Regions from separate parts of the Homo sapiens genome. Here region 1 is linked to region 2. Evidence: chromatin loops called from intact Hi-C (ENCODE). Cell type or tissue: endothelial cell of umbilical vein. All regions are shown on one strand. Each heading gives the region's core, and the rest is flanking DNA. Links, peaks and the distances in the headings are about the cores only.

Evidence for each region. Peaks named below come from ENCODE experiments on the same cell type or tissue, not always from the same donor. Only the 100,000 strongest peaks of a DNase experiment are listed, where the experiment ranks them.
Region 1: a loop joins it to region 2, with 2.2 times the contacts of the local background. A loop is called at or near these places in 6 of 110 quality-filtered maps.

Annotation. Positions count from the first base shown.
Region 1 is chr4:16,019,650-16,034,677 of GRCh38, forward strand. It overlaps PROM1 (prominin 1), which reads right to left. Exons shown (of 28, transcript NM_006017.3): 5 at 13,655-13,860; 6 at 5,543-5,663; 7 at 4,646-4,709; 8 at 3,677-3,766. Among named protein-coding and RNA genes, the nearest start is that of PROM1, 57 kb to the right of the region's middle. In endothelial cell of umbilical vein, for the core only: a CTCF peak has its summit at 6,697 (motif pointing right); DNase peaks (open chromatin) are centred at 6,722 and 9,632; H3K27me3 peaks cover 436 bases.
Region 2 is chr4:16,133,163-16,150,104 of GRCh38, forward strand. No RefSeq gene overlaps it. Among named protein-coding and RNA genes, the nearest start is that of PROM1, 58 kb to the left of the region's middle. In endothelial cell of umbilical vein, for the core only: no CTCF peak of the experiment used is centred there; a DNase peak (open chromatin) is centred at 7,819; H3K27ac peaks cover 867 bases.

The DNA.
Region 1 (15,028 bases), core at 3,469-11,468, 110 kb before region 2:
CCACAGCAGTAAAAGATGTGAAATTTAAATTAGAGGGCTTTGCTCTTCTTCTAAGCAAATAAATCTTCTTGGTCAGGTCTTCGCTCTGTGGTTCACAGAACAGATGGTGGAGGATCAAGCTGCAATTGGGTGTTTCAAGGAAAAGAATGAATGCCCTTAAAAACTGGCTTCCCCACCCTTTCCTGGCAGCCACATAACAGAAAATACTTGAGTGTTAAAAATACACACACACACACACACACACACACATTTTAAAAATGTTTCCGTGTTGAGTCTAGCCAAAAGTAGCCCGAGGTTGCATCCCAGTTCTGCTTCTACCCTGCTACAGCACATCTGGCAAACTCTCACTTCTCAGGACCTTGGTCTCATCTATAAATTAGGGAGTGTGTTGGGTCACCTCCTGGTTACTAGAAGAGTCTGATTCCAGGTTGTGCCCTAATAGCTTGTGGGGCTGAGCTCTTAGGAGATGGTCTCCCCCATGCTCACTAGGTCTGGTTAGATACTGCAACCTAGCTTTGAGGATGTACCCAGAGACCTGGGGAGGCTTCCAGAATTGAACTGTATCCTCCTTGGTCTCAAATTTCTATCACTTTACCTGAATAGAAAACCTTAAACTCTGCTTCAAACAGTATTTTCTCTTGAATTTCAGTCTAATCATAGCTTAACAATATTTAAGGTTGTAATAATATTTAGGACTATCGAAGAGCACCCTGGGTATCAGTTTTTCATCTCTCCCACCTATCATCCAGTATTGTCGGTGAAGCATGAAGTCTGGTATCTGGATCATAGCAGAAGCTCAATAAATATTAACCACAGCAAAACAGAAAAGAACTCAGCTGCAACCAGAAATACACAGAAATACACCAGAAATACACAGAAATACTCAGAAATACACAGAAGAACACAAAAGAGCAGGCTAAAACACACTTCATGTTTTAATGTTCTGTGGTTTACTCCTCACGGCCCTTTTCACTTTGACTTCAGGATAAGTTATCTTAAGGCAAGAACCACCACCACCACCACCAACAACAACAGAGAATGACAGGTGATAAAATAAATGCATGGCCCAGGAAATGTGTATTAAGCACTGTTCATAGCCATTCTAGCCCATGGATAATATTCTGTCATGTCACACGGAGGACTCAGAAGTAATAAATACATGTTTTCCAAAAGCTTCAAAGTATTTTATGTCTATAAACTATTAACTGGGTTGTAACTCTGGAAGTCAGTCCAGGCCCACCAGGATCATATATGTTATGTATCTGAAGTAAGTGGAAAAGATATCTAAGGTTCTTAATTTTACTTAATTACCATTTTGCCAGCCCATAGTATATTTCCTTTATAGGTCCTGATCTGCAGTCCAAATATGATTTGCACACCAAAATAATTGCATGTTTCTGCTCTCTCCAAAACCCACTAAACACACAGGGCTGCAAATCATTTTTAGCCAAAAAAAAAAAAAAAATGCTGGAGTAGTTTATTAAGCATGTTTTAAGAAGTTCTGGCAACACCAGAGGCTAAATTTTAACTTATTCCAGCTGAATTAAAAAAACAAAAAAAAAGAACTTTAATAATAACACACGAGGCACTGAAGAGAAAAAGAGAATCTTTGAGTTATCTTTTACCTAAAAAGTACTAAAATTCAGTTACTAAAAATTGCAAGAACATTGGGCAAAAAGTAAAGGTATGCATCAACCACAGTCCATCATTCATATACTTTTGCCCAGCCTTCACTGTTACTTAATTTGGGGCTGGAAGAGACCTTGGATCTCTTCAATATTGCGAACATAATATATGTGATCTCTTCAACATTGCAGTCACATAATATATGTGAGCTTGGTGGGCCTGGAATGACTCCCAGAGTTACAACCCAGTTAATATGTTATAGACATAAAATACTTTGAAGCTTTTGGAAAACAAAAAGATCTTGTTCAATATTGCAAACGCACTGACGCACGAGGGATCCAGGCTGCAGTGTTGCCTGGCATCATCTGGGGCCATGTGAGCACTGGAATCCCAGATTTCCAATTCTCCCTCCAGAGGTGCATGTGTTGCCTCCTTGTGGATGTCACCACAACACCCGCCATCTTAACACTCTTCAAGGTACTAAGTCCCATCTAGGGTGGTCCAGGTAACACGGGCTCTTGCTAGAACGGGGTCTGAATCCCAACTCCACCACTTCCCCCAGCTACCCAATTGCTATGGACTGAAGTATGTCTCCCCCAGATTCGTATGTTGAAGCCCTAACCACTGATGTGAAGTTTAGGGAGGTAACTAACGTTAAATAAGGTCATAAGGGTGGGTCCCTAATCCAACAGAACTGATGTTCTTACAAGAAGAGGAAGGGACATCAGAGATGAGTGTCCCAGACAGGAAATGAGACTGGAATGATGGACAGGGGCCAGGTGTGCAAGGAAGAAAGGAGTAGGGGAGAGAGGGAAGGAGAAAGGAAGGAAGGAGGGAAGGAGGGAAGAAGGGAAGGAGGGAAAGAAAGAAAGGGAGGGAGGGAGGGAGGAAGGAAAGAAAGAAGGAATGGAGAAGCCACGTGGAAAAAGCCAGGACAGGAAGGCAGGAGGCAATGGTCTCTGAGGTCATATCCCTTCTCTGGGCCTCCGTTTCCTTGCCTGGAAAGAAAATGGTTGGTAATGAAGAGAACAGATGTCTAGAGAAATCTAAGCCATCAACAACAGAGGATGTTGTTCGTGATGTTATTGTCGATGTCGAGAATGTTGTTGTTGGCTGGACCCTTTGCAGGGTCAAGGAGAAAGGGAAGGAAAGGCCTTTCAATTAGTTAGGACTCATCTTAACAACTCCTGGCCTGTTCTGCACGTCCTCCAGTTTCTGCACATTTGTCTCAGTTGTTGAACTATAAGGCATGCCAAAAGGAACTGGAATAATTTTCCAATTTCCACGCAATTCTCTTCTTTATGGACTATGTTCTCAGGGATGCTAGCTCATGAAAGTAAAATTCATATTGGCAAAATGAGTGTTTTACATAGATGTAATTGTCCTCTCTATCAAGTACCTAGCAAGGACATTTTTCTCAACATTAGGAAGGGCCTAGGAGGTCTTTTTTCATTACAGTGGAGCATGCAGTTTATTAAAATCAGTATATCTGTCACTTATACCATTGACCATGGAGGCTTAAGATATATATGTATATTTCTTGCTTCTAAGTTTCTCTTTCAGGAAGGAAAAAGGAATCAATTTCCCTCTGATTGACCTAAATGTCTATAGGTTCCTCGTCTTCTGTATCAGGGTCAACAAATTTTTCTATAAAAGGCCAGATAGACGGTAAATATTTTAGGTTTTGTGGGTTACACTATGTCTCTTCCAACGACTCAACTCTGCCATCATAGCACGAAAACGGCCACAGATGATATCTAAACAAATGCGTATGGCTGTGTTCCGATAAAACTGTGTTTAAAAAACAGGTGGTGGGCCCCTAACAAATTCCGCCCTATCATCTGAAATGGCAACAGCTTTGGCACAAGCTTTAATAAAGAGCACCACCAAGCTATTGCAACACAGTGTCTTGACCTGAACTGTCTGCATGGCCACGGACGGTGGCTCTCCCCAAGCCAGCTCTCAGGGAACAAGAAAAGAGTGAGCAAGCCTGCCAAGCCCAGGGACTCCTGGATGGAACTTTCTTTGGTCATTTTTGCCCACTGCTTACCTGTTGCCATGGACTTAATCTCATCAAGAACAGGGATGATGTTGGGTCTCAGTCGGTCAAGAATTCCGCCTCCTAGCACTGAATTGATACCTACATGCAAATAAGCACAAAGATGGTGAGGGTGGCCTCTGCTCATCTCTCCACCCCTCCCTCATTCTCTCCACACTGCCTCAAGCCCCTCCTGCTGCAAAACCCATTTGCATCCTGGACCCTGTCTAGGGGTTAAACTCGTGTATGGAGATTTCTCTTCAGGGTCTCCGCACCAACTGTTCCCCAGTGAAAAATTAATCACTACAGACTCACCAGGAGCATGGTGTTATCATCTTGACCTGTGTGTAACTCTCTGTGTATCTAACCTCTTCGGCTAGACCAGAGTTCGCACCTGGACTGCACTCTGGTGGGGGCTGTTGTGAGCATTACGGGATGCTTAGAGACATCCCTGGCTTTGACACGCTAGATGTTGGTAGCACTGTCCCCACCCCACCTTCACCTCATTGTGACAACCCAAAATGTCTCCAGATGTCACCAAATGTGCCAAACATCAACCCCCAGTTGAGAAGCACTAAGCTAAACCGTGGCATGCAGGGTTGAGCCCTCTCCATCCAGCCATTTCTGAAGCCACCGGTTTCTCTGAGGAGCTGGCTGCGTCTGTGCAGGGCACCTGGCAGGAAAACAATCTTTCCCTCACGAAGGAAATGGAGAATGAGAGCTTGTGACTGCAAGAATGCTAAAGCTTTCCAGTAAGTGTAAAATGAAAAAACAAAAGGTCCTGCTGCCTGTGAAACAGATGCCTTCGATGAGGGCTAGATTCTAATCGCTGAGTAACAAATGACACATTGGCAATAAGGCTAGGGAATCATCTTTCTGTCTTCCCCCAACTTTCACGTACGTCATTTCTTAGTCCATGTTTTATGGGAGATGAGTCAAAACAAAGAAAAAAAATGTGAAGCAACTTTAAATTTTACTCACTGTTCAGATCTGTGAACGCCTTGTCCTTGGTAGTGTTGTACTGGGCCAATATATATTTGATTTGCTGAAAAAAGAACATTCTGTGAAACCTCCCCTTCTAAGGTCCAAAGGCAATAAGAGGGCAAAAAGAGATTTAATATACAAAAGTTTTCCTGAATCAGGACATTTTCAGGTAACCAGCAAGTTCCTAGAAACCTTTCTGCTTTCTGACAAGTTGGAACCCATGAGCATCACACATTTAGGCTGCTTCCTGCCCAGACACTTTTTAAAACGATGTTCTGAATAGGTAATTCATCAACATACTTCTGGAATACAGAAGAAAGGGTACTTCCTCTCCCATCCCCAACCTTCAACCATCCCATTGCCCTTCTCTAAAGACAATTTGTGTGTCCGTGAGTATGTGTACGTGTGTGTGTGTATGTGTGTGTGTGTGATAGAGACTGCTTGTGTGTCCTTCCCAAGGAATTCGATATATCTATGCAGACATTAGCAAATGGATGTTTATAAAGCTGGATGGTTTCATTACAAGAGTAACTTTGTACAAGTGATGGAAAGTTAACTATACTGCCAAAAAGAAAGGATAATAAGGCCCAAAAACTTTCATTTTTTTAAAAAATCATAAGAACCTTAAAAGTGTTAAGTCCTTCTATAATATGTACTGTAATGTTAAGTTATATCTCAATAAAATAAAAACACCAATTCTGAAATTCGGCTTTTGTACTCTTGAAAATCACTTTCCAGGGCTTTATTTATTCATCCAGGACATTAACAGATAACACCAGTCTACGCTGATTCACTGTGTTTCTAGAAGGTTTGATTGAGATTCCAAATATACACAGGAACTCCAAAAAACCAAAAATATAAAGCATCGCGGTACATAGAGATGATGGTTTTTACCTCTGGAGTTTCATTCAAGAGAGTTCGCAAGTCCTTGAAATTGCTATCTGCCAGTTTCCGACTCCTTTTGATCCGGGTTCTTACCTGGTGATTTGCCACAAAACCATAGAAGATGCCAATGCTGCAGGAAAAGGCAGAGAGAAGAAAGAGCATTTACTGTGTGGTCCATGGTTCTTTGTCCAGGTCCAGGCAGCAGAGCAGGAGTCAGGGAGGAGCCCGCAGAAGGACTGGCCTTTCCTCTCCCGCTGCCCTCTCCTCCCACATCCTTCCCACCGCCATCCCACAGTCAAACCACCACCCACGTAGGGGCTACAAAACAGGACTCAGTCCTCTCAGAGGAGGCAAATTTCCATTCTGTTCAAAATGACTCTCGTCAATGGAACAATGTTCACAACAAATTGTGGAGGAAATAGGTGCAAAAAGGTTATAAGGCAGCATGCATGATCCAGTCCCATTCCTGTCCTCATGTGAATGTGTGTACACACCCTCCTGTGTGAACATATGCATGTGTGTGAACACACACACACGCACACACACACACACACACACTTCTGCTCCCTGACCCCCCAAAGAAGGCTATAGAAAAAAACATCAAAATGGTTAAGAGTACTTGGGCTTCTAAGGCTTTTGGTTTCTCTAATTGTCTGTTAGTGCCTGTATTGTCCAGGTTGGAAAGTAACATGAGTTACTTTAGCATTAAAATGGTATGTGAGAAGCCACATACAACAGAGCACCTATGTTTTATTTCATCTACAGAAAGTGCAAAAACAAGTGAAACGGTGGTGCTGGAAGTCAGTGGTTATGCCCAGAGCAGGGGTAGAATGGCAGAGTACTCTGTTCGTGGGTGGATTCACTTCATGGACACTTACGCATATGTACTTGTGAAAAGGACACTTTCCTCCATGTGAAATATACTTCAAAAAAAGCTGCAAAAACGCCATATGAAAGGCATCTTACAGGAAAGCCTTCTCTATGTGAAAAAACCAAAACGTCTTTTTTCAAGCCATCTAAAATGTCTAATGTAATAATTTTTAAGGGCTCTTACTGTTGACTAGTTACTAATAATCCTTTGACTTAAAATAATTTGACCAATTGGCCTGTTTTTGTGGCAAAAAACGTTCCATTAGAAGGTGCTAATTGCCAAGGTTCTGTTGAATTTGGCCACTAGATGGCAGTAAGGAACTACATAAACATAGCCGAACTATTTTTACCTGCAGAAGCAAGTAAAAAACTTGTTAGTTTGTAATCATCCAGTGGAAGATGTAGATATGGTTTTAGAACTAAAGTTTTGCAAATAATAGGCAAACTTTAAAAACATATCAGATGCAGAAAATCAATACATTGCCTCTTCAGCAAAAGCAATGTCTTGAGGCTTTATCGTGCATATAATTACGGGTAGGATGACTAAACATCCCATTTTTTGTACCTAAAATCCCATGTCCCATTTCTCCATCCTGGGTAAATGGGGACAGTTATTCACCCCACTTATAGTATAAATACATTCCAAGGAGCATTGGTTCATTACTGGTTTCAAAACATACTTTTCCTTTGCAGTATAACATAGGTCTATTAGGTTTCCCAAAATGCTCCAAAAAAGTTTATGTAATATAACGTTGAGGGATATTTCCTATGGTCAACAAGTTGCAGTGTACTGAATACTAGACTAGGGGCACAAGATTTGGGTTCTGGGTCCTGTCCTGCCACCACCGTACTGTACAAGCCAAAGAAAATCACTTTCTTTCTGTGGACTCCAGTTGGTACCTCCAAACTGAAAAGATCAGTTTAGATCTTTAGGTGTAATTAGATAAATTAGATCCAGTCTAACTTAGATTAGATAAGTGCTTCTCAAGCTGTAAAGGAGAGTAGTACTGGATGTACACGTTCTCTAAGATTTTTAAGTTTGGGTTAATTCTGATGGTAATCTTATAAAATAAATATTAACAATATTCTGTCCCATTTGGAATGACCGCCTTATAATTTGTCCTAAATTTGCATTGGTATTTTGGGAGTCAATGCACTACAGCAATAAGAGTTATGAAATCAGGCACTCATGCCAAAGAGGTCAAATGACTCAAAATAATGATTTTGGAGTTTTGTGAAGAAGAAACACACACACACACACACACACACACAAAAGTTGAGTCAGCAATGCACCTGGAGCTTGCTGCCATGCCAAATTCAAAACATGCTAGACCATGACAAGTCAGGCTCACCACCTGAACATACCTGATGTTCACAATGGGGACTCTTGCTCTCTCTTCCCAGCATGCCCAGATTATTTTATTCACTCGTCAGATTCCAGATACAAGAAGTCAAAGTGAACTTGGGAGAAAAGCACCAGTCCAAGTCCACTTTCACTTGACCCTCACTGACCCCTCCACCCATCCCCAAGAGGGAGAAGAACCTCCTTGCCTTGAACTCCCAGAGGCTCCCTTTAATTCTGATGGGATATGTCTCACTTCAGACTCTAATGTGTCTTTATTCTTATCTATGTTTAATTTTCCTAAAAAGAGGTGGAAACTACTTCTTTGTTAACTTTGTATAATGCAGTCTTGTCTACACCGGGTGCTCCAGGAAGGTGAGTTTAGGGGTCAAGCTTTGGTTTCATTTGGGCTATTTAGAAGACTGGCCGTATGTCTAAGTGTGAGTCAGAAACTGTCTTTGTGCCTTTATTGAATAAATGTCCTTACTCACAAGATCATCAGTCAGTGAAATGAATTGCAATACATTTCACTACAACACTCGATTTCAATGCTACATATTTTAGACCTACATTTCTACTAATCGATAATAGATCTAATTAAAATTAAAGCATTGATAATTTTTTAAAAAAACTGTACTAAGCTGGGTGTGGTGGCACACGCCTGTAATCCTAGCTACTTGGGACACCGACATGGGATAATCACTTGAGCCCAGGAGTTCCAAGTCCAGCATGGGCAATATAGCAAGACCCCATTATTAAAGAGAAAAAGAAAAAAAATCTCTACTAAGTATAATTATAGAGTAGAAGTTAGTGATTTTCAAAGCTGATTTTCAAACTAATGCACAAAGTAAATTTTGTATTTAAATTCTAATGCCTGTGTAAGCAGGCAGAAAGCATTAAAGAAAAATTGGGTAGCAGGGGGTCATGGGAGCTGGGAGATCAAAAATGGGCTGGAGGAGCAGCTAAATCTGCAGGTCTCAAAAGCACCACCATGATGGCAGATAAATATTACCGTATCTTCCCATTATCCACAAAAATCTGGGAATCTGGATTCTTATGTGAAATATCCCAATTTTTAAATATTAGCAACTAACAAAAAAAATTTAAATACTATGCAGACCAACTGATGGTCTCCATGTGCAATCTCAAATTTAAACCTTCTATTCAAACACAAATAAAGAACAAAGAAATTATGCTTTGAGGTATTGATTTAGACACTCCCTGTTGTTCAGTGTATTTTTTAGCAAAAAAAAGGTATGTGAATAAATATTTTTATTTGAACAACCTCCAGTCAATTATTAGAATACAATGATACCAAGAGACATTTACCTAACACAAAAAGGAAATCATATTTCAGTGAATATCAGTTCTCTGGCATTTGACATAAATGCCTTTAAACAATCTAAAACATATGCTTTTAAGCAGTACAACAAAATCTCTTAGAATTTTTAGCAGAAGATAGGAATTTTTATTTTTATGGCCTTACATCTTCCATATTTTATTATGGAAAAAACAATTTTCTCACATATACACTTACAAGCTTTTTACAGAGTAAGGCTAAACCTTACTTTTAAACCTTTACTTTAAAACTTGTAACTGTATTGCTCTTACCAATTTCTACTGATTTAATAAAATTAGCCAAAGAAAGCCAAACAAATGCTTTCAGTCTATAACAGCTCTCTTATTAAAAAACAGAAAAATTACATTTAAACTGTAAGTAACCAGACCTCATTCACATGAAGAAAGTTTCATGATTTTCAGGACTGCTACATCTAGCTCAATCTTTTTTCCACAACCTTGTAGCCTCCCATTCAGGAATTGGCAATCACGTCCTAGTATAAAATGAACTTTGAAAATAGCCAGCTTCCTGAAAATGACTGGAATTCAATTCACCATGGGAATTATTAGCAAGACTGGCTTATCATACTCAGAAACTTAGAAACATACAAAGGAAGTCAAGTCATGGTTTTTTTTTTTCCTTCCATAACCTTTATGAGAAATGCAGCGGTGACAAGCAAAAAGAAAGAAAGGAGAAGAAAGTTGGCTTTTTCTGGAGTAAGACACATCTGCTTAACAGTCTACAGTGAGGGGTGGAAATTCGATCTTGTGCTGATGGTCAAACAGACTGCATAAACATATGTCAGTGTCTACGGAATTCTCACATTCCACAGCTGCCTCTGGGAACCCTCAGAGAAAGAACATGCCCACGTAGATTGCACATCTGCTAGGGCATCTTTCTCCTTAACACCTATGTCTTCCCTTCACCCCCTAAAGAAAAGATTTACATTTTTTAAAATAAAAAAGGATGCTCAAAACTAACTTGAAAACCAACTGCATTTAATTGTAATATTTTGAGCCACAAAATGAAATTGAGTCCAATAAAAGGCAGGTGGACTGCTCTGGGTTTCTGAAAGAATTTTTTAAAAATCACATGCAAAGATTATTTCTCAATAGTGTCCCATCTCCGCTGAAGTCAATGTCAGCTAGAGGCCCTGCATTAAACAAGAGAGAGTCCACTCTCCTATCTTTCCCTCCACTTCCTTTCTTTCCCTTTCTGCCTTCCAATTTTGTTGACATTCTTGTCCTTCTTATTTTTATCTAATCTTCTGATTTTGTTGACATTCTTTCTTCTCCTGTCTAACTACTCATAATAGAGAAATCTTAACTTTCCCCAGGTCTTTAATCCTCCTGCCTAGCTTGGATTACTTGCAAACAATATGTAGGTATTATGCAACTCATGATGTTTAAGGTATTTGCAAACCAGTGGGGGTTTCAAAAGGAAGCCATTAAAATAGCTACCGTAAATCAAAAAGTTCAAGGCAAAGAAGCTTAAATTCTCATCAGAATTTAAAGTGAGAAAAAAAAATTCACACACTACTCTTATTTAAGCCTATTTATAATTTATACATAAATTCAATGTGCTATATGAAATCAAATTAGTTTTAGTTTTGTCACAATCTCAGTTGATCAATTTTGGTTTAATTATATTGAAATCTAAAATTACAATTTTCACATTAATGTTTTACTTGGGTGGGGAAAAAAATTGTTTTAACTGAATGTGTAGGAGGGTATAGAATCACAGCATGCATTTTTAAAAAGAATTTTCTAAATTAAAATATACTTAGAAAAAACATATATTGATTTGATAGGTCTGAGTTCTCAAGAATTAACAAAACGGTAGCTTTCATTTTATATATAAATGGAAGCCAAGTTTATTTTTTACTTTGTAGCTTTATTGTTGATATATTTTGGCATTTTCAACATAATGTAAATAACTCAATCAGCTGAGAGTGAACTATAACATGCATAACACATAACTATATGTAATGCAAATAAAAGTTCAATTTTGAAAAAGAAACCCATTGTAGTGGCTAGGCACGGTGGCTCACACCTGTAATCCTAGCACTTTGGGAGGTCGAGGAGGGCAGATCATTTGAGGCCAGGAGTTTGAGACCAGCCTGGCCAACATGGTGAAACCCCGTCTCTACTAAAAATACAAAAATCTGCCGGGCCTGGTGGCGCATGCTTGTAATCCCAGCTACTAGGAAGGCTGAGGCACAAGAATGACTTGAACCCGGGAGGCGGAGGTTGGAGTGAGCTGTGATAGCGCCACTGCACTCCAACCTGGGTGACACAGCGAGATTCTGTCTCAAAAAAACAAAGAAACCCAATATATTGGAAACCGATTATTACACATGTAAACACTTATTCAGGTAAATAAATAACTACATTCAATAAAGAATTTTCCTGAAATTATACTATATGTATTGACATCAAGTGAAAATTATTAACTTGTTAAATAAGTAATCATTCTAACTAGAAGCCCTAAGGGCAATATTTTCAGATGATGCTTTCACATCCGAGTCTCATCTTTGAGGTCCAGGGTGTATGGAGCGGGTAAACATGGCTGTGCAAGTGTCTAGACAAATGTGGCGTGTAAGTTTCAGGCTTACAGGAAACACACCAGGGATCCCTGGTGGGTTTGACAGGTTTCAGGGCTGTAACCGAGATTCTTCTGGTAGCTGAAAAAGAGGTAACTACCCCTATAACTAGGAGTCTGTGCATTCCTTAGAGTATATCAAATACAAAGCAGAGAGAGACAGGGACATTTGGAATGACCACTACTGACCTGATCCCAAACTGCCTCTCAAAATCAAATGTGAAAAAAATAGCAAGGATCAAATGATTTTTGGAGACACAGAGAAAGAGACAGACAGTGACAGAAAAATACAGAGAGGCAAGGAGAGACAGAAAAGGGAAGAAAAGAGAGAGAGAGAGGGAGAGAGAGATTGACAGGCAGAGATGCCCACACCCCAATGTCATGGAGACAAAACAAGTAACTCTCAGGCTAACCAACAATGCATGAAGTCAGCTAACACATTCACTTGGATCTTGTTTACACACATATATAGTTAAGGTCGATTATTCCACTATTATGAGCAAAAGTATGTCTTTGCTTAAATAGTCACTGCCCTGGAGTAAGTGGTAATGCATTGGCCTTTGTCTGTTGTGAAGATTTTTTTTGTCACTGTTCAAGTTTCAGTTAAGTTAATTCAATAGGTAATACCCGAGCCTGGTACATAATCAAAAGAGACAAAAAGCCCAGCTACAGCAAGAAATGAGTTTCCTTCCTTCCCCTCCACAACCCTCAATTTCCTTTCCAGAGGCAACCACTGTTGCCAGTTTCTTGTCAACCCTTTCACATCCCATCTGCTCTATAAAAATATGACCCAGTGCTTGTGTCTCCTTCCTGATCTTTTTTTTTTTTAACATAGTTACCATGTTCTACACATGGTCTGCAACCTGCTTTTTCACTTCATCTGTCATGGTGACTGGTATCAACAAATCCAGAGCTGCCCAGTCCTCTTCAATGGGTACACTGCATTCCAATGAGTGGTCACCCTAAGCCATACACATCTTATCAGACCCCTGCTGGTGGCCACACTTAAAGGCTTTCCTTCTTGGGTTTGCAGCTAGAACTCCAACTCACAGGACTTACTGTTTTCTGTTAAAATTCCTGAATATCACTTCCTTAGTAAAACTTGAAAAAAATCTTACGGCTACTGAGCACGTGTGGTGTTTGGAGAAACAACAAAGAGAATGCTGTTGGCCAACCCTTGCTGTGCCTTCATGTCATAGGCACATTGATTTCTGCTGCTGCATGAAACAGTGGCGGAATGAATGAGGAAATGTGGAACAATAACCAAGCAACATAACAAGGGAACACTGCTGTGGCGCACTCATCTTCAGATGAGCAATCTAATTTGGACTCGAAAAAACGTCATCTTAAAAGCAATGTATTTCTGATCTGCCAGTCAACTGGAAAACTTTTGAAAGCAGCAGACACTGCAGCAGAAATACCCTAAATCGTGAAGTGTGTTCCAGACTTAAGGGAGGGTAGCGGATTAACAGCACATAAAAGAAAAATGAGTTTATTATTAGAAAGTCAATTGCATTCTACAATATTTTCAAATTTCCAAATTCAGGGACTGCATCAGTCCATCAAGATTCCTTTGGACTCAACTAGCAAATCAACTTGCAGATCCATCTCTCTTTTCTGCATGCTGCCTGCCTGCAAATAGCTAATTAAGAGGAGTCTGCTGTGCTGGGAGGTAAGTCCTTTCTGCAGTCCAAGATTTCTCAGGATACCTTCAAGAGGAAAAAAATACCAAAGGGCTGGCTCATCAGCTCAGCTGGGGCAGCTTCATTACAACGCTAATGTCTGATGATAATGAGATCCTTTCGAATCACTCTAGACAAGCGCTTGTGCTCTCTCTTTTCTGTTTGGTGGGTTTTTTTTTCATTGTTGCTATTTTGTTTAGTTTTAAACTCATGGTTTAACCATAAAAATGTGAGACACTCTTCATCAGCCTAAAACACAATCAGTTGTTGTCCAATATTGTACTTGCCTTATTATTATACAAATCACCAACAGGGAGATTGCAAAGCATTTCCTCAGGAAGGGCCCATTTTCCTTCTGTCGCTGGTGCATTTCTCCACCACATTTGTTACAGCAACGACACATACAAAAGAAATACCCCACCAGAGGCATCAGAATAATAAACAGCAGCCCCAGGACACAGCATAGAATAATCCCTGCTTCATAGTAGACAATCTGCAATTCAAACAAAAGAAACAGCACATATTGTAGCACAAAATAATAAGTAGAACATTCCATGGTGTACAAAGTTCTTTTTTTTTTTTTTTTTTTTTGAGACAGGGTCTCGCTCTGTTGCCCAGGCTGGAGCGCAGTGGCGCGATTTCGGCTCACTGCAACCTCTGCCTCCTGGGTTCAAGCGATTCTTGGGCCTCAGCCTCCCGAGTACTGTATTTTTAGTAGAGACAGGGTTTCACCATGTTGTCCAGGCTGGTCTTGAACTCCTGGCCTCAAGCAATCTACCTGCCTCAGCCTCCCAAAGTGCTGGGATTACAGGTGTAAGCCACCGCACCTGGCCATGTTTCATTTTTTTAACCTATCTGCCATCATTAGTTGAATCTGAATGTGTACATATATATATATATATATGTATGTATTTTTTTCCATTTTGAAACTCCTTTTTGAAACAGAGGAAGCAGAGAATTGAGTAATTAAATACATGGCCAAGTGGTTACTGGAAGATGTCTTTCAACCCCTAGGAAGATGTCTAAATGCTAGTTTGAGCTGCAAATGGTTTAATTTTAACCCCAAAGGTATTTTGTTTGTTTTTAAATGGATCAATAAATCTTGGCAGGAGTACTTGCATAACAATCTACATATAAGGCGCTTTGCACACTGCAAAAATAGAAGTTAAAGATTCAAAGCACTTTGGATTGGCTGGCAAACAATTACTCAAGAATCTGGAATGTATCTTAATTTAGAAAAAAGGCTCAGACTCTAAGTCAGGCACGTTAAACACAGGCCAGTCACAAGGTTCCTCCTCTGATACACTGGAAATAATAATACGTACCTTGTCAAGTCATTGTGAAAATTAGAGATAACGCATGATTAGAAATAATGTGACAAAGGACCAAGCACTGAGTAGACACTTACTAAAGGTGCCTCTCATGCCATGCCCAGGAGCCAGATCCACAGTGAAGGACCGACCTTGGCAGTCCGTGTCTCAGACGGTTCCTGAGTTCCTAGGAACAGCACAATTTCTAGATACAATCATGTGACCTAAACATATTTTCATAATCACTGCTGACTTTATTCCGGGATAAACGAAAATTAATGCAACTAGATGATGAAACTTGATGTCATTCCAATTCATGCATGTAGCTGCTTATATTTCTAAAGAATGGCA
Region 2 (16,942 bases), core at 4,477-12,476:
ACACAGCCCCTGATGATGAAGACACATGATTCCTACACTATAATTTCAAGATGTAACATTGAATACTAAGTTGTTTTAACAATAACAAATTTTAAATTAATATATTTGGGATAAAATATCAGATTTATTTTTTCATTGCATAACATCAATCTATGATTATAATATTCACTTTTTGCCTTGGCTTTGACCAGAGACAGATTTTACCATTTGCCAATTTGGAATCTGGTCAAATGCATATTTACCGGGCACCTCTAGAATATACATGCATGGACACACACACACTCCTCATAATCTCAATGTCTCCAAGCCTCACCAGGCTGTATTTATAATCACATTGAGAATAATGCCTGTGGCTTGCAAGTAGTTCTTCTGTTTATATACTAGGCCCTTTGCATCCCAAAGTGCATGTTAGTTGGGTCACAGTGGATTTATAAACACAACCTCACAGAGCATTTGCAGATCCCCAGTGCTCCTGTGTGGTCCCCAATCTTGAATCTGACTTGTTTTGTCAAAATCCCACTTCTCTTTTGAATTCTCTTGCAGGGTGCCCACAGCACTCTTGGTAGCTGTGTAAATTCATTCATCTCTCAGTTCGTAGAAAGACAAGAGAATCACAGTTGAAGTTTGTCTGCAATGTTTGGGACTCATTTCACATCTGTATCATTCAGGGCTTATAATTAGCTTTCTTGCCTCTAAGCAAACACTAAACAGTGGCTTAAACAAAATCGATGTTTATCTTTATCTTATGTAAATGGAGTCTGGAGGCGGACTGCTCAGGGCAGAATGATGACTCCATAGCCATTGTGGATTTGGTTTCTATTTTTTTGCTTCCTCATTCTGTTGTACCCTCAAGGTCACTACCACATCCAAGAAGGCTGTTGGGGCTTCACAATATCTGCACTGGGGGTCATGCTACTGTCTGAATGTTAGTGTCCCCTCCAAACTACATGTTGAAATTCTAGCTCCAAAGGTAATGGACCTCCTAAAGGCTCCACCTCCTAATACCATTACCCTGGGGGTTAGGAGCCATCATGAATGGGATTAGTGCCCTGATTAGGTCGTGGGGGGCAGAGCTACCATAAACAGGATTAATGCCTTGATAAGAGAGACCCCAGGGAACTTGCTCACCCCTTCCACCATGTGAGACACAGCTAGAAGGCACCACATGACAGCAATATGGAGGCAGAAAAGAAGTTAAGACCAATTAAGATGGAAGACTGATGGTCACATAGGTAGAATCAGGAGGTCCATGGGGTAGATAGATGTGGCCCTGCTGATGATAGTAGGTGTGGACTTGCTGCGATATCCACGTGGTGCAGCCACAGCTGGTCAGAACAGCCACCTTAGAAGCCTCAGCTGAAAAGTACTGCTTGAAGGCACAAGAGAAATCCAGCATGTCTAGAGAGGAGAAAAGACACAGAAGAAAACTCTCCCTGGGGGTACATCCAGGTTTGAAGGGCAGAGGGGAAGTATAGCAAATGGAACCAGTGAAGAAGACAAAGAAACAGCAGCTGGAGAAATAGGGGCAAAGTAGGGCAGTGTAGAATGGCCAAGATCCAGGGAGGAGCATGGCTGGAGGGAAAGGGAGAGAGAAATGGAGCGGAAGCACCGAGAGCTCGAAGTCAAATGGAGCAGACAACGGCAGAGCAGGCCAGTGGGTCTAGTGTTTAGAAAGCCACTGGCGCCCAAAGAGGGTGTTTTTTTTTTTTGAGGTATAACCAGTGGGACAGATGGTAGTGTCTTTAAGTCTAAGTCAAAATGAGTAATTAAAAAAAAAAGAGTCAGCTGTGAAAGTAATTTTGAAGGTTATAGCCAGCCCTTGCATTTGCATGATGCTTGGTGCTTTCCCAGCAGGACAAGCTCCATAATTTGCAGGGCCCAATACAAATCAAAATGTGGGACTCTTACTGAAAAATTAAGTATTTCAAGACAGTAACAGAACATTAAAATAAGGGCAGAGTCATTCTGAGTCTGGGGCCCCATGCAACTGCATAGATTCCACACACCCATGAAACCCACTTGCTTCCAAGCAGTTTTCCTCTACTCTTTAATTTCAGAGATGAGTTCTGGAGATGGAAAAATCCATATGATTCATTTGCGATAAATATCTTTCTTGACTTCTCAGCATGGAACACCCTTCTTACTTGGGGGATAGAGGGATTTCCCATTGTGTTCATCCAGGTGAGAAGCATGATTCCCTCTACTAGGCAAATCCTCTCCCAACCCCGAGCAACCAGGTTTAGCTAATTAGGTGCTTCTTCCCAGGATTTTGAGTCTTGAGGGAGAAGTGCAAAGATGCAGGATTATTAGAGACAATTTCCTGTGGCGGTGGCAGAATGGAGAGGCCATGGCAGAGGTGAGGGTAGGGCAGGAACAGCAGTGAGTGTCCAGTGGAACCCAGGGGTAGTGTCCCATCCCATATTTCCCTGGGACCTGCTTGGGCATTCTCTGCTGCTGAGCCTTTCTTGACTGTTGCCCATTCTCCACATACAAGTTTATGTTGGGGAAAGGGTCCCTAAGACCACCCTTGAGCTTAGTAATTCACTAGAAGGATCACAGAACTCAGCAAAGCTGTCATGCTTACAGTTTTGATTATTACAGTGAAAGGACACAGACTAAAATCAGCAACAAGAAGAGGCACGCAAGGCAGGGTCCAGGGATAAGCCTCCAATTGTGCTCTCCCAGTGGCATATGTGGACAGTGATTACCTCTTTCAACAATGATGTGTGGTAACACAATGTTGGCAATGCTGATGTGTAGCAACACAAGTATTGCCAACCAGTGAAGCTCACCAGAGCCTTGGTGTCCAGAGTTTTTGCTGGAGGTCAGCCATGTAGACACAGCTGACAACCCACATGGCTGAGATTAGTATCCAGTCTCTCCAGAGGTTGAACTGTGGTCCCAGGGCCCCACCATAAATCACAATTCTAGCATAGCCTATATGACATAGTCCAAGACCCCCGAATAAACAAAGACACTCCAACTCGGCAAAACATTTCAAGGGCTTAGGGCTTACCCCTCAGAAGTAGGGATAGAAGCCACACCTTTCTTTGGGCAAGATAAATCCTTCACTGCACACCAAGCCCTCTTCACCTGCTTTCTCATCCAAGCCCTGGGTTCTCCAAACCCTTTCTTAGGAAGCCCTTCCAAAGAGTACCTGGATACTCTCAATACCTCCTGAGGTGGACACAGCAGATACTGTGATCTCTATTTTTCCAATGAGCCAACAGAGGCCCAGAGAGATCTAGGAACTTTCCTGAAGTCACATAAGTTGATGTAGGGCTCACATGTTCTGAAACCTACCCCAATGTCCTTTTGATTCCACCCAGCTGTCAGGGATGTAATTGCTGTAACAGGCTAGCAGCTGCCCAGGAGGAATCGGAGTCACTGGAAAGGTCAGAAGACTGAGGTTGGCTGAACTTCATCTCAAATATTTGGGGATCTGAATTTTTTAAATTCCTCATAAGCCTGATGAAATTAACCCAGGGTTTGCCCTCCAACAGTATTCTAAGGAGTTTTGTAGATAAATAGGGCTTTCTGTAGATTTTTTCAAACGTCCAATGTTAAGACATTTCTCTATGTTAGGAAGGTGGCCAGACTTTCCAGGAAACATGGCAAAACCAAAGGGCATCCCTACATCCATGGAATGGAAAACAAGCCTTTATAACCAATAGGTGACATCCCTAAGCGATTATCCCCCACCGTGACCCAGAAGTAAAAGTCCTTTGTGGTGGGCAAGGCTTGTCTCCTAGCCAGGGAACAACTTACCCCAGCCCTACCGCCAGCTGCTCCCATCTGCTGCCAGGAGCCCTGGGAAAGAGATGGTCACTAAGGTAACTACAAGACACTGAGGGTTGGGCAGACATAGACACACAGCAGCTGCCACTGCTGGGCACACAGCCCGTGCCCTGCTCTGGAGGGACCCCGGAGGCCTTCTGCCAGCTGAGGCCTCAGACCTGGGGCACACAGGGCTGCCTAGAGAGAGGTGCTTTGAGAACCTTCTTGGTCTCCATAGTGTTCCTGCAGATCATAGATCATGGAGACATCTCTTCCAACTGGGAGACTGAGGCCAGGAGCAGGAACTGACATTTAATAGCAGAGCTCAGACTTAAACTCAATGGTCCTGACACCAACTTGAGAGCTCTCCACTTTAGAGGTGACCTCCTGATGCGATGAGCTCTCCAGGATCCCAAAGAAAGGGGTTGAATACGGCTGCAAGGGATGATGCAGAAATACCTCATTCACTCACTCAGCAAACATTTACCAACTGAAATCAGTGTGTTGACAGGGACAGGACTGTGGCCCCTGTATTGAGAGGATCTAGTGGGAATCTCTTCTTGCCTCTTCTGGCTTCTGGTGGCTTCAGGCAGCTCCAGGCATCCTTGGTTTGTGGCTGTGTAACTCCAAACTGCCTCTGACCTCACACAGTCTTCTCCTCTGTGTCTCCCCACATTCTCTTCTCTCAGGAGGACACTTGTCATTAGATTTAGGACCCAGCTTAATCCAGAATAATCTCAACTCAAGATCCTTAACTTCATTATATCTTCAAAGACCCTTTCCCCAAATAAAGTCAGATGCACAGATTTTAATGGATGTATATTTTGGTGAAGGGGCACCATCCAACCCACTGCCCCCACCCTGTGTTAGGCTGTTTTAAACCCTGGGTGCTACAGAAAACACAGCAGACAGGGCCTGGTTCTCTGAAGTTTATAATCCAATGAAGAAAAGACAATCTACAGATGGTCACCAACTTATGATGGTTCAATTTAGAATTTTTTACCCATAAGAGGATCCAAAAGCAATATGCATTTAGTAGAAACAGTACTTCAAGTACGCATACAACCATTCTGTATTCACTTTCAGTACAGCACTCAATACATTACATAAGATATTTAGCACTGGATTACTAAATAAGCTTTGTGTTAGATGATTTGCCTAACTGTAGGCTAGTGTAAGTGTTCTGAGCATATTTAACATAGGCTAGGCTAAGCTATGATATTTGGTGGGTTAGGTGTATTAAATGCATTTTCAGTTTACAATATTTTTAACTTATGATGGGTTTATGGAGATGTAACTGTGGGCATCTGTATAATTTAATGTAGTTTCAGGTAATGATAACTACTCAGAAGAACAGTTACAAAGGGCAAAGCAAGACTGGGCATGGAGTGGGTTCTCTTTTAGATGAAATGGTCACAAAAGCTCTCTTGGAAGGGGTTTCGGATGGCTCAGCTCACTTGCACATGCGCCAGTTTCCACCTATCCAAGTTCAGGGACCTGGGAGACAACAGTATAGTACCGAGGAAAGAGCAGAAACTTGGTAGCTTGTCTTTCGTTGCGCTTGCATTGGAGGGGCACGACATTTCCTGCAGTCCTTGTGGCTGTAAGCTGAAAATGCATTTACTACACATAACCCACCAGATACCATAGCTTAGCCTCGCCTACCCACGCTCAGAACACTTACATTAGCCCACGGGGGGCAAATCATCTAAGCCTATTTGGTAATCAAGTGCTAAATATCTTATGTAATGTATTGAATGCTATAACTGAAAGTGAAAACAGAATGGTTGTATGGGTACTTGAAGTACTGTTTCTACTAAATGCATATGGCTTTTGCATCATCTTAAAGGTGAAAAATCCTAATATCTGCTAGTAGCATGCATGAAAGGAAATGGCAGCACTTTGGAACTGCAGTCATTGGAACCTGGACTTTCAAGACTGCCATTTACCAAGGGTTTTCTATGAACGAGGCACCTCATCCACCAACCAGGATGCTGAATGGAACTTCTCCATTGAGATTTCCTGAGTCCCCAGAAGTGAAGTCAATGGGTTCTCACACATTTTAAAAGGAGGCGTTAGACACATGACCACAGAAATGCCCAAATCTGCAAAAACCTGTGACCCTTGCTCACCGCTCACTTCCAACCTACACAAGAGATAAGAAATTCAGAGAAGATTGATCAGAGAAAGCTATCCCTTAAAGCAAATGCACAGATGTGGAGCTTGTGACAGTGTTTGTCCTCCTTTTTATTATTTTTAGAGGCAGAGTCTCGCTGTGTCACCCAGGCTGGAATGCAGTGGCACAATCATAGCTCACTGCAGCCTTGAGCTCCTGGGCCCGAGGGATCCTCGCAGCTCAGCCTCTTGAGGAGCTGGGGCTACAGACCCACACCATTGTGCCTAACTTGTTTCTCCTTCTTTTCTGAGAGGAAAGAGAAAAGCCAGGGCTCCTCATCCTAAATGAGGGGAAGGGGCAGGAGAATCTCTGGGGAGGGGAAGGGGTGTCCATGGGCCAGTCTGGTTTCTGACTACGTGCTGAATGTCTCCTAAGCTGCTAAACTGTGCACCCAGGGCCACTACAAGGCCAGAGCAGAGTGCAGTGACAATGCTGGGTGACACCTTGGCCTCCTGAACTTTGGAGGTCACACACTAGAGTCAGCTTTTTTCCTGAAGATGTCCAGGATGCATGAGGAGGATGGTCAGGCAGCCTGGGGAGCAGCCTGCACCCCCAGAGACTGGCTGGGCAGAGGGAACACCAAGGAAGGGGCCGGACTAGAGCCACCCTGGAAACAACCCTGCCCAAGCAGGCTGCCTGGCAGAACTCCAGGGCGGGCCCCTGGGGCGGGAGATGAAGAGATGAGAAGGAGCTGGGAGAGGTCAGAACAGAGGGTGCATCTATCATGCCAGCAGGCCCCAGGTGGGGGCAGGGGTGGAAGTGAGGCTAGTGGATATCTCTGAAGAACCCACAAAAGGTACCTCTTGGAAGAGAGAAAAGAAAGAGGGCTGTTATGGGTTGAACTGTGTCCCTCAAAAAGATGTGTTGAATGAATTCCTCACCCCTAGAACCTGTGAAGGTGACCTTATTTGGGAATGGGGTTGGGGCTGATGTAATCAGTTAGAATGAGGTTGTAGTGGACCAGGGGGGGCCCTTAATCCAATATGACTGTTGTACTTATCAGAAAAGGGAAATTTGGAAACAGACACAGAGAAGAGAGCACCATTTGAATAGATGCAAAGATTGGAGTCATGGTATCACTATCTAAGGATAGTGCTTCGGGGGCTGCCAGAAGCTGGAAAAGGCAAAATATGACCCTGCCCCAGGGGTTTCAGAGGGAGGCTGGTCCTGCCAACACCTTGATTTTGGACTTCTAGCTTTCAGAACTGTGAGAGAATAAATTTCTGTTGATGTAGGACACCCAGTTTGAGATATGCTGCTATGGCAACCCTAGCAAACTAATATAAGGGCCAACCTTTGGGCATCTGCCACATAGAAGACCCATGGCCAGATACTCCAAGAGTCAGGTGAGGCAGCCTTGAGTTCACATCTCCCCTCCGCCACCCACCCCTTCCCCCAGCTCCAGGTGCAACAGGGCATATGAGGGACACACCGGGTCCTATTCCTGGGGCTGTCCTTGCCTAAGCTGGGGAAAAGGCAACTGCTTTGAATGGGACGTGAGATGGAAAAAAAAAAAAAAAAAAGCGAAACAGAAGATCTGAGTGGCTTAAATTGGACTTCAATCTTTTTACTACTAGAACATGCTATAGGATCTACCTAGACTGTGAGAAGTTTCCCCAAAGAGTCCACAGGAAACATATAGGTAGGAATATCTGATGGGCTCTGGCCCAAAACTTTCCTCTAAGCCTCAAGGAGAGCCAAAGCACTATTCTGAAAATGTTGGAGGCAGAAGAAAGTTTTCTCAGATTCCCTGGCATCTCCTGGGCTTCTCCATAAATGGAAAGAAGGCTCAGTTCAGCTTCACTGAAGTCTTGGATTCTTGTCCCCCAGGGACTGAAACCAAACCTGGAGCCCAGGTCACTACAGGGAAATGATCCAGACCTCAAGGAATTTCAAAACACTTACTCAGGCAACAGCTTTACCTGGAAGCTGGCCAACAAAGGCCATATAATGGACAGAGCAACATTCTGTGGTTGGGGAAATGCTTTCAGAGAGGCAAGCCTTTGGGACTGTAGATTAGGATCCAAATACCAGTGTAAATAGAGTAGAGCTTCCTGGTAGAGGGCTTGGTTGCTCAAGGTGAACAGTGTGTGTCTTTGTCCATGGTCAGCTCCACAGTCCAGAGTAAGTTACTCTATCATCAGAGTTAATGGCAGGAAACAGAAAGTCCCCTAGTGGGTTTTAGGTATACAGAGAATTAATACAGTTAATTAGGTGCTTCCAGAAATCATCTGAAAGCTGTCAGGAAGTTGGGTGGCTCTAGACTGGGTCTCTAGGAGTGTTTAAAAGGCATCCCAAATTTGTTTTAAGCTGTTATGGTGAGACATGAAAGTGACTGTCATGAAGAAGTTTGCTACTCACAGGTCCCTAGAAGCAGGGCGTGCAGGGCCACATGGAGAAGCACCCATGTTAGTCCTTTACTGAGGTTTCCACAGGGAGGAACAGGTGAGGTAGTGTCAGCAGCTTTAGGATTGTCTAATTTGAATAATCTTAGCAGGCTCTTGGGCACAGGGGCTGCCCCTGGTTGTGTGTCCCTAATTGTCTTTCCCTAGGGCTGACCCCGGTTGTCCAGCCCTGGGGTGATTAGAGCAGGCAGATAGTGGCCTGGAGTATGAGAACAGATATAGGAGGTGGTTGGGGTATGGCTCTGGATTGGTTGGTTTGCATATGAAAGGCACATTGGCTCACACACCAGACATTTGCTATTCCTAGGAATTCGCTAGTCCAGTAAGGGGTGGTCCCTCCAGGGTCAGCAAAGCCCCAAGATGTCAAAGCATCAAAAATACAGAATAAAAACACAAACTGGGCAAGGAATTGCTTCTGCAACATTTGAGAAGGCAAGGAAATGGGGCTACAAGGAAGCTCATGAGTGCCAGAGGATTAAGATAGTGTCTGTAAACCACTAGTAGAGTTAAAGGCATTAAATCCTCAATTAATAGCGACTGCTACAATTCTTAGCATTGCTTTCAGTTCTGTAACTTGGGCTACACAGACAATGATCACATTATTAGGTTTGCACTTAAAAAGAAAAAAAAGTCCCCTGTCATTTGACTATCTCTGAGACATCTGGAGTTTGAGACTCTCCGGGAGCACAGTACTAATCACACGTACACTCCAGCAATACTGGATGCACTAAGTTAAACTGGTGACCTGGAGCATATTTGAGGTGCGTAGTTCTGAACCTTACCTTTTGATAAAGGTTTGGTCCTTGCTGGGGGCTGACATTGCCTATAAGAGGACCTAACAAAGCTCAGTGCTCTTTCCAGCATCTTCCTGTAATACCCTTAGAGGTCTTCTAATCGTGTAGTGCTTTCTGTTGCCCACTAGCCAAGGAGCAGAGTGAAGTGAGACCCAAACCAGAAAGTAAACCTGAAATGCAGGCAGAGAGGGCCAATCCCCACATGCACAGAGCAGAAGTGCAGAAAAGGGGGGCAGAGGACACAACTCTTGTGAGCACCCTGGACAGCTGTTTTGCATTTAGCCATCGGCAACGCCATGAGGCTGAGATGTGTCTCAGTTTTATAGAGGATGGCAAAGCTCAAGAGGTTATGCACTAGCAGAGGTCCCACAGCAGGGTTCACACCCAGGTCTACCTAACTCTGCAGGCCAGGAGGCTTCCAACCACACTACACAGCCTGGAGAAAGAACTGCACATGAAGAATGAGCTGTGGAGGAGGCTGCCATCGCCATGCCCATAGAGGGCAGCCAGGTGTGGTTGGGGAAACGGTGGAGTGAGGTCAGAGCCTCAGAGAACAGCAATAGAGGCAGGCTGCAAAGACTTCCCCCCATGTCCCTGTTCTCCCACAGATGCCCACCCAACTTCCCAAACTGGAACTGCATTTCTGTGCACTTTTGCTAATGGAAATCCCAGCAGAGGACTTTGTGACTTTTATGGTTTGTTTTAATAACACACCCCTCACGATTACTAAAGTAATACACATCATTGTAAAACAGAGAAATGGACCTTGTATGAAAACAAGCCACCACACCCACTAGGATGGCTGTCATAAAAAAGACAGATAATAGCAGGGTTGGTAAGGGTGGGAGATATTGGAACCCTCATAGTCTGCTGGCTTCTGGTACAGCTACTTTACAAAACAGATTGGCAGGTCCTTAGAAAGTTAGACAGAGTTACCATGTGACTCAGCAATTCCACTCCTGGGGATATGCCCAAGAGAAATGAAATTATAGGTCTACAGAACAGTGTGTACATGAATGTTCACAACAGCATCTAAAGGTGGAAGCAATCTAAATGTCTACTAATTAATGTGTAGGTAAAGAAAATATGGTGTATCTATACAATAAATGTTATTCAGCAATACAAAGGAATGAAGTGCTGATATGTGCTGTGACATGGATAAACCTTAAAAATGTTATGCTAAGTAAAAGCAGCCAGTCACAAAAGACCACCTGTTGTATGATTCCACTTTCATGAAATGTCCAGAGTTCATAAATCTATAGATAGACAGTAGGTTAGTGATTTCCTAAGGCTGGGGTGGGTGGGTGGCTACTAGTGAGTATAGGGTTTCTTTGGAGGGTTACAAAAGTGTTCTAACATTGATCATGGTGATGGTTGTACAACTCTGTGAATATACTAGAAATTATTGACTTGTACACTTTAAATGGGTGAATTTTATGATATATGAATTACATGTCAATAAAGATGCTATAAAAATTATAAAAACTTGCATGTGGACATTTTTAGCAGCTTTATTCATAATCGCCAAGATTTAAAAGCACCAAGATGTCCTTCAACAGATGAATGAGTAAATACACTGTGGGACATCCAGAATACGAAATATTATTCAATGCTTAAATGAGCTGCCAAGCCATGAAAAGATGTGAAGGAAGCTTAAATGCGTATTTCTATGTGAAAGGATCCAGTGTGAAAAGCTACACACTGTATAATTCCAAATGCTGTATATGACATTCTGAAAAAGGTAAAATTATAGAGACAGTAAAAAGTTCAGTTGTTGCTAGGGATTGTGGGGAAGGAAGGATGAAGAGGCAGAGCACAGAGGATATTTAGTGCAGTGAAACTATTCCATATGATACTATGATGGTGGATCCATGTCATTACTCATTTGTCAAAGCTCAAAGAATGTACAGCACCAAGAGTGAACCCTAACGAAAACTATGAACTTTGGATGATAATGATGCGTCAATGTAGAATTGTCATCAGTTCTAACAAATGCACCACCCTGGTGGGGGACGTTGATAGTGGGGGTGGCTGTGAGTGTGGTGGGTGGAGAACATATGGGAACTCAGTACATTACACTCAATTTTTATGTGAACCTAAAACTGGTTTAAAAAAATAAATGCATGCAAAAATACAGTTAGGTAGAAGGAATAAATCCTATGATTTTATAGTATAGTAGGGAAATTATAGCTAACGATAATTTATTGTACATTTCAATACAGCTGGAAGAATTGTAATGTTCCCAATACAAATAAAAGATAAATGTTTGAGGTGATGGATATACCAATTGCTCTGATTTGATCATTAAGCCTTTTACACATGTGTCAAAATATCACACGTGTTGCGGGAAGTCAGGGACCCCGAATGGAGGGACCGGCTGGAGCCGCAGCAGAGGAACATAAATTTTGAAGATTTCATGGGCATTTATCAGTTCCCAAATAATACTTTTATAATTTCTTATGCCTGTCTTTACTTTAATCTCTTAATCCTGTTATCTTCGTAAGCTGAGGACGTACATCACCTCAGGACCACTGTGATAATTGTGTTAACTCTACAAATTGATTGTAAAACATGTGTGTTTGAACAATATGAAATCAGTGCACCTTGAACAAAAACAGAATAACAGTGATTTTTAGGGAACAAGGGAAGACAACCATAAGGTCTGACTGCCAGCGGGGGCGGGCAAAAAGAGCCTTATTTTTCTTCTTGCAGAGAGCCTATAAACAGACATGCAAGTGGGAGAGATATCGCTGAATTCTTTTCCTAGCAAGGAATACTAATACTAATACCCTGGGAAAGGAATGTGTTCCTGGGGGGAGGTCTATAAACGGCCGCTCTGGGAGTGTCTGTCTTATGCGGTTGAGATAAGGACTGAGATACGCCCTGGTCTCCTGCAGTACCCTCAGGCTTACTAGGGTGGGGAAAAAACTCTGCCCTGGTAAATTCGTGGTCAGACCAGTTCTCTGCTCTCGAACCCTGTTTTCTGTTGTTTAAGATGTTTATCAAGACAATACGTGCGCCGCTGAACATAGACCCTTATCAGTGGTTCTACTTTTGCCCTTTGCCTTGTGATCTTTGTTGGACCCTTATTAGTAGTTCTGCTTTTTGCCCTTTGAAGCATGTGATCTACTCCCTGTTCTCACACCCCCTCACCTTTTGGAACCCTTAATAAAAAACTTGCTGATTTGAGGCTCAGGTGGGCATGACGGTCCTACTGATATGTGATGTCACCCCCAGTGGCCCAGCTGTAAAATTCCTCTCTTTGTACTCTTTCTCTTTATTGCTCAGCTGGCCGACACTTACGGAAAATAGAAAGAACCTACATTGAAATATTGGGGGGCAGGTTCCCCCAATAACATGTACCTACCAAATATGTACAACTATGATATAACAATAAAAAAACACAAAAGCCTAGTTTTTAAAAATCGCATAATGAAAAAAAAACACGTGGGAGTCTGACCACACACACAAATATGATAATCACTCAACAGTTCAACCAATGTTCTTGGCTCTTTGTAAAGACTTAAAAATATAGTTTCCTATTATAGTTTTTCGCCTGTTTCTCCTTTGCTAGGGTGAAAGGAAAATAAATCTTGGGGCCCCAAAATCACTAAGCTAAAGGGAAAAGTCAAACTGGGAACTGCTTAGGGCCAACCTGCCTCCCATTCCATTCAAAATCATCCCTCTGTTCACTGAGATAAATGCATATCTGATTGCTTCCTTTGGAAAGGTTTATCAGAAACTCAAAAGAATGCAACCATTTGTCTCTTATCTACCTATGACCTGGAAGTCTTCCTTGCTGTTTTGAGTTGTCCCGCTTTTGCTTCAAGTTGTCCTGCTTTTCTGGACAGAACCAATGTTCAACTTACATATGTTGATTGATGTCTCATGTCTCCCTAAAATGTATTAAACCAAGCTGTTCTCCAGCCACCTTGGGAGCATGTCATCAGGCCCTCCTGAGGCTGTGTCATAGGCACACATCCTTAACCTCGGCAAAATAAACTTTCTAAATTGACTGGACCTGTCTCAGATATTTAGGGTTCACACTAGCGATATGATAGAAGCATTTTTCTATGTCAATAAAGATGTTATATTTTAAAATATCTCTATGGAAATGTATTATGTGGATGAACTATAATTAATTTAAACACCACATTTTTTAGACATCATCATAACTTGTGTTATTATAAAGAACATTGTGAACAAATCACATGTTCCTAAAATAGATTCTTAATGACAATAAAACAGTGAATATTTGTTGAGCGCTTACTAAAAGTCAGTGACTAAGTGAAGTGCCTTGCAAATGTTGCTGCAATTAATATTCAGAGAAACTCATGGTGGCAGGTGCCTGTAGTCCCAGCTACTTGGGAGGCTGAGGCAGGAGAATGGCGTGAACCCAGGAGGAGGAGTTTGCAGTGAGCTGAGATCATGCCACTGCACTACAGACTGGGTGACAGAGTGAGACTCCATCTAAAAAAAGAAAAAAAGCATTCAGAGAAACTTAGGAAGCGGGCACTAAAATTAATCCCATTTTACAGATAAAATAACTGAGACTTGGAGATTCAGTGACTTGCCTAAAGTTAAGCAGCTATGAACAGCAAATACTGTGATCAAACTTAGTTTATCTGAATCTAGAACTTGAGCTGTTAATCATTCTGAACCCCAAAATATACTGAGTTTATGTATCTTTTAATTCTTTTGATACCTTCTGTCAAATAGCTCTGGGCCCAGAAAAGTCATATTAATTTATACTTTCTACCAAAAATGCAGAAAGTGCTCATGATCCCAATCAGCATTGGTTTTATAGTTCTTCATTATCTTGTATTAATTTAATATGCAAAAACTAGTCTCTTGTTCTTGTTTCAACTTGTAATTTTTAAGTTACTTGAGAGATTGCATATTTTTATGCTTACTGGCTGTATGCATTAAATTTTTTCTGGAATCAGTTTTGCATATCCCTTTCTTCTTTTCCATTGAGCTCTCTTTTTTCTTATTGATTTTTTTATGGCAATATCACCTTTGTCATATAATTTCCAAATATGTTTCATGCTTTATGATTTTTTGGGGCAGGGGTGAGGATGGGGTCTCGCTCTGTTGCCCAGGTTGGAGTGCAGTGGCGCAATCTCAGCTCACTGCAACCTGCGCCTCCTGAGTTCAAGCAATTCTCCTGCCTCAGCCTCCCGAGTAGCTGGGACTACAGGTGCATGCCGCCACACCCGGCTAATTTTTTTGTATTTTAGTAGAGACAGGGTTTCACCATGTTGCCCAGGCCGGTGCTGAACTCCTGAGCTCGGGCAATCCACCTGCCTCAGTCTCCCAAAGTGCTAGGATTACAGGTGTGAGCCACCGCGCCCAGCCACGATTTTTTCTTGTAACTTGACATTCCATTATTTTTTATTGATTATTGATTTTAGACTAAAATCAAGTGTGGGCTCCAGTTAGAAACCTTGGACATAGAGAGGGGTGGCAAAGCACAGGAGAATGGTTTTCAATTGTTTTAAAGCAGTAGAAAACTTTTTGTCTGATAAAATTTTATTCAGAACCTAGCGTGAGATATAAAATATTTTGCAACCCAAAGGCATAGGCACCAATTGGAATAGACTCAGGCCTTAGCCATGCCAGGTGTTGTCCTTTGAATGGGGAGAATCTTGGGACATAGCAAGTGTGCAGGTGTCCTCCAGGAGTGGGCCTCTGAGAACTTGCTCTTTCAGGGGTCTGCCTTATTACTCCAAGGTGGAGTGGGAAAAGGGATATTTAGGGAACTTGGCTTCCTGGGCTGTCCCGCCAGCTTCGGTAGCTCTCCTGGCCTCCAGCCCCAGAGGCTGTCTCCTGAGCAGGGAGACATGTAATGCTAATCTCCCCAAATGGATCTCATCTTTTCATGTAGGTCTTGGCAGTTCTTCCACTGAAGAAGGGTGGGTCAGAGGTTCCTACAGTGGGGAAGAGGGCAGGTGTGGGTAAGGGCAGCAAGGGAGACATGACCTGTCCTCCTTATTCCTTGGACCTCACAGGTGGAGGTGGCCTCACAGAAGAGACTGTGTCTGAATGAAGAGAGTGGGGAACTCACCTTTCCCTAGCCACTCTTCTCATCCTGTCCTTCCAGTCGCTCTAGGAACTACACCCTCCCTCTACCATCTTGCTTTGTGTGTTTTGTCATCTTGCTACCACTGGATGCCCAGGTATCATGAAGGGGAGACCGCAGGGTCTTCTGAATGTGGGTCAGTCTGAGAACTGGCTGAATTCTGCATTATATGGAAGGAAGCAGGACATGTCAACGTGAGTCTTGATTTTTCTCGGAAACAACTGAGTCTGGCTCCCCTAAGGAAAGCATGTTCCATCTGTAATGTGTCTTGGATCTTGATCCTTGAGAAACAAAAGCCCTGGAATTATTGAGGTTTTAACTAAGGAGCCTTTGACACTGCCTGAGCCTGGTTTATACTGCCAGTTACAACATTTAGCTGCCAATGGCTCTTTCTTAATCCTCTTTGATGACTGGCACCAGTTGCACCTGGGATTGTTTCCTCTGATTCTGAATGGGATGATGTTGCCACCCTTCCGTCTGCCATAGCGGAATGGTCTTTTGCATCAGACAGACTGGGTTTAATTCTCATCTCCCCACCTGCTGCATGATTTTAGGGGGTTCACTTGGCCTGCCTAGATCTCAGGCTCCTCAGCTATAGGCCTGAGATATTACCCTCCTTGCTGTGAGGATTAAGACAGGATATGGCAAGTACCCATCCCTCTTTCCTCTGTACCCTTTGGTCCCTGTGTGGAATCAGCTGATGTGCATGTCATCTGGAGGGGCCCATAGAAGAGGACAGTTCTAGCACCTTTCGCTGCTCTGCTGGTCTTGCTCCTTCTACGGACTGGACCTGGTCCAGCTATCAAACACTGCTCTCAGCACCGCAGAAAGGCTGCAGAGGGAGCGGACCAGACAAGGGTTCAAGTAGGGTCTGAAGCCAGCCTGCCTGGATTTAAATCCTGCCTCTGCCACTTACTGTATTACTTTGAGCTTGCAGCTTCTCTCTAAATCGCAGGGTTGATGAGTTGTAAATGGCTATTTAAATGTAAAAGCTTGATGTCATTTGATCATAACAGTAGCGCGGGAAAATGAACCACTCTAGGACGAAACCCAGGGGTGAGGAGGCTGCCTTTGTGTTTGTAGACAGAGTTCACGGACACATAGAAGACTCTAATTCCCAGTTAGGATGCTGCTTCTGCAACGAGATAAGACCTCAGCTTTTCAAATGGGGTCAGGAGCTTGCTAGGGGGATTATCCTGTGGCCTAATTAAGTAGTGGGAAGCAAAAGGACTTTTGCAAGTGAAGGAAAAGACTACATTGGTATCAGTGATCTATGTTAAAATGACAGAGCTAATTACTGCCATTTTAATTAGGAAATCATAGGAATGCAATTTATTGTGGCAGTAGGGTGCTCTCTTCAAGCAGTGGGGTGGGACAAATCCACAGCTGTGGGTCAGAGACTTGCATTTGGGTGGGTCTTGACTTCATGGCTAGTGTGTGATCTGTGACCTAGGCCAGGCTGTCTAGCCTTTGCAGGCCTTTCCTGCTCTGAAAAATGAAGATAATTAAACCGATTTAATCTAGTAGAGAAGATAGTTGATGAGAACACAGTACAGAAAGTTCCAGGCTCTACAATATGCAAAGATTTATTATCATCACATCTTGATCATTTCTCTCATCTCTCAGAGCAGGGGAGCCCTACCTTATCGGAAAATGGAGATTTTGTTTCCTGGCTCATTAGTTATTTGTCCACAGCCTTTACCCACAA